2 separate regions of the Homo sapiens genome follow, and region 1 is linked to region 2. Evidence: chromatin loops called from intact Hi-C (ENCODE). Cell type or tissue: mammary epithelial cell. All regions are shown on one strand. Each heading gives the region's core, and the rest is flanking DNA. Links, peaks and the distances in the headings are about the cores only.

The links. Hi-C counts contacts between places; a loop is a spot of excess contacts. Peaks named below come from ENCODE experiments on the same cell type or tissue, not always from the same donor. Only the 100,000 strongest peaks of a DNase experiment are listed, where the experiment ranks them.
Region 1: it touches region 2 in a loop (4-fold over the local background); 5 of 110 quality-filtered maps call a loop at or near these places.

What each region holds. Positions count from the first base shown.
Region 1 is chr12:32,670,852-32,673,765 of GRCh38, forward strand. No RefSeq gene overlaps it. Among named protein-coding and RNA genes, the nearest start is that of DNM1L, 7.0 kb to the right of the region's middle. In mammary epithelial cell, for the core only: a CTCF peak has its summit at 1,250 (motif pointing left); no DNase peak of the experiment used is centred there.
Region 2 is chr12:32,894,259-32,897,172 of GRCh38, forward strand. PKP2 (plakophilin 2) reads right to left here and starts at 2,519. Exons shown (of 13, transcript NM_001005242.3): 1 at 2,251-2,519. The coding sequence starts at 2,473. RefSeq lists silencers at 2,518-2,627, 2,828-2,914. In mammary epithelial cell, for the core only: a CTCF peak has its summit at 1,567; no DNase peak of the experiment used is centred there; H3K4me3 peaks cover 2,230 bases; H3K27ac peaks cover 2,059 bases.

The sequences.
Region 1 (2,914 bases), core at 142-2,641, 220 kb before region 2:
TGGCTCTCGGGATCTTTTTATCTCGACTGTTATCTGAGAATCAGGAAAATATCATCAGAACCATTAAGTCCAGAACCACGTCATGCTTCCCATGATCTTGCGTCCCAGAGTAGGTGTCCCTTTTGTTTGTCATAGTGTACTAGGGAGCCTTTAGATCTGCAAAGGTAGCAGCTAACCAAGGGCTAAAAGTGAAATTTCTCTTCACCATCAAATATGAGCAAATTGAGTTTGTGTGAGGGAGACAAAAAACAGAAAAACAGAGAAGGGAGATATGAAAAGCTTCTAAGAATGTCAAACAACATTTGAGAACCTGGAGTAGAGTTGTAAAGAGGCTAATGAGAAGGCTTGAGAAATGGGGCAAGTGAAGTAGTTTAAATGCAGGGATGTCTAACATATAATTTTCAGTTGTCACTGCTGTAATTTAAAATCACTATTGCTGGGCGTGGTGGCTCATGCCTGTAATCCCAGCACTTTCAGAGGCCAAGATGGGCGGATCACCTGAGGTCAGGAGTTTGAGGCCAGCCTGGCCAACATGGCAAAACCCTGTCTCTACTGAAAATACAGCCGGGCGCAGTGGCTCACACCTGTAATCCCAGCACTTTGGATGTCTAGCTAACACCTCAGGGCGGATCATCTGAGGTCAGGAGTTCGAGACCAGCCTGACCAACATGGAGAAACCCCGTTTCTACTAAAAAAATACAAAATTAGCCGGGCGTGGTGGTGCATACCTGTAATCCCAACTACTCGGGAGGCTGAGGCAGGAGAATCACTTGAACCCGGGAGGCAGAGGTTGCGGTGAGCTGAGATCATGCCATTGCACTCCAGCCTGGGCAACAAGAGCGAAACTCTGTCTTTCAAAAAAATAAATAAACAAAATACAAAAATTAGCTGGCGAGTGGCCCACGCCTATTGTAATCCCAGCTACTTGGGAGGCTGAGGTGGGAGAATCCCTTGAACCCAGGAGGCAGAGGTTGCAGTGAGCTGAGATTGTGCCACTGCACTCCAGCCTGGGCTACAGAGCGAGACTTGATCTCAAAAATAAATATATAAATATAAATAAAATAACTCTATTATCTCAAATAGTTTCTAAAATATGCCACAAATTTTGATGGTAGGAGGATAAAAAGAAGGGCTACGTTCTATTGGGGTGTGGGTGTGGAGCAAAGGGAAGAAATCAGGACCATATCTTAACTCCCAAGTTATTTTGTCGTTAACTGCTCTTAATTGTGTTGTCACACTGCCCTCTCATGGTCCCGTCAGTATCTCACCAGATTCAATTTCTGGCTTCTGAACCATCTGGCCAATTCCACCATCTGCAAACAATTTCCTGCACCTGCTAACAAAGTATGTGTTAAGCTTGAGGCCTGGGGAGTAGCAAATTGATTAAAGCTGTTTACTTTATCATCTTTGCAAAACACGGGCAGTTTCCAAAATATGACAAAGAGGCTTCCCCAACAGAGCTGTATATTTTATATTAACATTAGATCCCCACTAACCGCTATGATTTGAAGGTGCAGATACCGGCATCTTGGCTGTGATTGATGATCAAAATGTTGGCATAAAATGATATTGGACACATGCGATAAAAACAGTCTGACCTTTTCCAAGATCGATTAATTTCCAGTTATTAATTTAATCCAAAATAAACTTCCTCTAATTCGGGATTTTAAGTTAGAACAAAGCCAGGCTACTCCCTAGCTAAGTAACTTGGCATCTATTCTAATGAGGAGTCCTATGCCAAGCCAGACTCATATGTGTTGGTGAGATTTGATTGCCAGTCCTGGTTGCAATTATATCAATTCAGAGCTGCTTAAATCCTTGTTATTCCAGATTTTCCAAATAAAAAAGAAAAGAAAACCCCATATCCAGTAGACTAATATTATGTAACACGCTTCATACGAGGTAGTGGGGGAACCCAGCTAAATAAGATAATCACTTCTGCCCTTCGTGAGCTCACTATTGGTGAAGGGGGAGGGCATGTTAGTGCCATATCCACGGTTCCTCCCTACTCTCCAGCAAAATATACTGCCTGGCTAAGATCCGTATGCCTAACAAGTACTTCATCAATATGTGTTGAATTAATGAAGAAAGGAATAAATACACGAGGCAGAATGTGTAGCGGTTGAGAGTTTGCTGCCGGGCATGGTGGCTCACACCTGTAATCCCAGCACTTTGGGAGTCCGAGGCGGGTGGATCACCTGAGGTCAGGAGTTTAAGACCAGCCTGACCAATATGGTGAAACCCAGTCTCTACTAAAAATACAAAAATTAGCCTGGCGAGGCGGTGTGCGCTTGTAGTTCCAGCTACTGGGGAGGCTGAGACAGGAGAATTGCTTGAACCTGGGAGGCAGAGGTTGCAGTGAGTTGAGATCGCACCACTGTGGCGACAGAGTAAGACTGTTTCAAAAAAAAGAAAAAAAAGGGGGTTTGCCAAAAAGCCCCTTTTCATCCCATCTCTGCCACATACTAGCTGTGTAAATTTACCACTTCACTTCAATCCCTGGAGCCTCCGTTTCTACATCTCTAAACCTACTTCACGAGGCTCTGATAAAATGCTTAGTATAGTGCCTCACATACAATAAGCACTTAAATAATAGTTCAATAATATTGTGTGAAAAGGGCAACAAGGAAAAATGGAGAAATTCATATGGTTAACTATGGGGATTAGAATTCTGATGTTATGTGCTGTACAGCACATGTACATTTAAAAATATGGGAAAGTTGGCCAGGCGCAGTGGCTCATGCCTGTAATCCCAGCACTTTGGGAGGCTGAGGCGGGCAGATCACGAGGTCAGGAGATCAAGACCATCCTGGCTAACATGGTGAAACCCCATCGCTACTAAAAATACAAAAAATTAGCCGGGTGTGGCGGTGGGCGCCTGTAGTCCCAGTTATTCGGGAGGCTGAGGTAGGAG
Region 2 (2,914 bases), core at 276-2,775:
CCATTCTTTTGGGTCACTTACTACTTTTTATTTGGTAATGTATTTTTCTAGCGGTTGGCTTCCTTCTTCAAACTTTTTGCTTTAAAGCAAGCAGAGTCTTTGTGTTTAATTCAGCACCTGCACAGCGCCCGGCATGAAGAACATACTCATTTGATGCTTGCTGAATTCATCACACAGGTGATGCATTACTTTGTAGAAAGAACAGATTATGTGTGGAGTTGGGATTAAATTTCCAACCATTGCTGACAGACACATACTTCATATGTGAGATGGATTCTCATATCTATCTCAGCAATTGTTTCAAGAATATAATGAAGATTCTGGAATAGGCACATAGTAGATGCTCAGCAACATTCCCTTTTCTTCTGTTCATGGCTCCATTCCCTCCATTTATGGAAGAGTTGTATCTGCTTGCTCTCTTCCTAGCTGGCCATTCTCAGAGGATAAGAAAGAATATCTAATATGCCTCCTGTGTCTCCTACGCAGGGGAAGCTGATTTGGTTTCAGTTTAGCACTGGACCTATGGGCACAGAGAATGAATGGGTGTAATGGCTCCACTTTTCAAAGACTGGCCTCACTCATCCCGCAGTCTTTAGTCAGACCCCTAAGTCTAAATAAATATAAGGTCTTTCCCTCCATGTATTGCAGCAGTTCTGTGTTTTCTAGACCTCCCCAGCCTTTCAGAACTTCCTCAATTTTATTTAAAGAAAAATGGGAGGGGGCCACGGAGAGGCTTAGCATCTAACAAATCCCACTTTGTATTAATCATTTTAAAACTTAATGATAAAACTGATAAGTTTAAAATTCAGGTTTGGGAGTTTAAATACCAGCTCTGCCACTTACCATCTATTAGAGCTTCAGTGTTACTTAACTGCTTAGTTTCCTCATCTGTAAAATGAGGATGAAAATACCTAACTCACAAGTTTTTAAATACATATATATATATATATCTCAAATGAATGCAAACCACATCGCCCAATTCTTGGCACATAGTATGCACTCAGTTATATTAACTACGATCATTGAACATCTTCTCTTTACCTTTCAAGTATGTTAATATTGACTACGTCATCCTTTAGGATTCTTTTACACACACAGTACAGCCTCCCAGACTCTGCTGTTTGAAATCTCTGGTCTGGCCTGTTAGAATTTTTCTGTTTTCCTAATAGAAACTAGAATGGGTTAGCCTACATTCGCCAATGCCCAAGTTACTTCATACAGAAACAACTGAACGTTGCAGGAAACAGATATTCCAACTTAATTGCTCAATTTCTTTCCTCTTCTTTTTGCTATAAGCCAACATAGTGCTTTTATAATGCAAACTCACATACACAGCAACAAGAAGTAAAACAAGGGTCACTGAGTTGATCCCATCACCTGACTTCAGCAGGGGAGAAAAGGATACATCATGATCTCTAATTTTCACAAGTGGCTTGCCATCTTCTTTCCCTTCCACCTCCCCCGTCTATCAATCATGAACATAGTGTGCATGTGTGTGCTTACACCCCTTTCACCTTCGGGTTTAATTTTTTGGAGGGATCAGACTTGCATCACGCCCGCACTGGTGGGGGTAGGAAGCGCAGCTAGGCGGGCACGGCTGTTGCCGGCAGGGCCAAAGTCCCCTACCTCCTCCTCGGCGTGTTTGTTCCCTGGACCAAAGCCTCCTAACTACTTTTCTTCACTCCCTAGATCCACCACTCGCCTCCCACACAGGGTGGAGCGCCCCGAAGTACTTGCATAAGACAGCACAATCCCAATTTATAGGTTGTAGGAGCGCCAGTGCTGTCGGTTTTTTTCCCCAAGATATTTATGGGGGTCATTAATTATTTAACAAATCTAATAAAATTGAAGGGCTCCTTCTCCCAGAAAAAGATCGTACACACCAAAAATTCTGCATAGCATCTCAAGGTGTTTATAGACTCCCTGAACCTTCAAATTAAGTCCGCACCAGTGAGGGGCGCGGACCGGCGGAGTAGAAAAAGAAAGGGGTGAAATCTTGAAGTGAGTTAGTTAACATTGATAGATATGTACAATATTTAATATACATAGGTACCTATATGACAAAGCTGAGTAATAGGTTATGGAAAAGAGTGCTTTCCACAAGCAAGTCGGTCATACCGAAGACGGCGAGCAACAGGTGGGCAGAACACGGGGTCCCGCACTCCCAGCACGCGGGGTGAGGGCGGGATAGGAGGAGGTGACCGGGTGTGGGGCAGGGGGCGGCGCCGGGGAGCGGCGGGCTCCACTCACCGTTGCCCACGGAGCTGCGGCCCTTCCGGGCGAGGGTCTGCTGCACCTGCTCCTGGATCCGCAGGCTCTTGACTGTCTGGCCGCCGCGGCCGCTGCTCCCCGCCAGCTTCAGCTTGGCCTCGGAGGGCAGCGCCAGGCTGGAGCTGTCCAGTTGTCCCAGGATCTGCTGGCCCAGGACGGTCCGGATGTAGCCGTACTCAGCTGGGGCGCCGGGGGCTGCCATGGGGCCGGTGGGGGCGACCGAGCTGCTCGCCTGCCTCTGGACTCGCGGGCGAAGCCGCCACGGAGCTGGGGGCGCTGGCGCGAGCCCCGCCCCGCTCGAGTCCGGCCCCGCCCCTGGCCCGCCCCCCGCGCCGGTGAGAGGCCCGGGCCGGGGGGGAGCTCGGCCTCGTGGGCCGGACGCCCGGCCTTCCCTGAGGAGGGGGCGCGGCTCCGGCCGGGCACGCGCAGTCGGGCCCGGGGGCGGGGGCGGGGGCGGGCCGGACCCGCTGAGCGCGCGGACACCTGGAGACTTGTACCCGCCCGCGGGGAGGTGGGGAGAGGGGCGCGGTTCGCCTGGGGTCGCGCACGTTGTCGGAGTCCCAGCGGATACCGCCTGCCGGGGCCGCGCCCCGCTCTGCCCACGCCCCGCGCTGGACAGGATGGATTTCCGCTCGATGCAGGG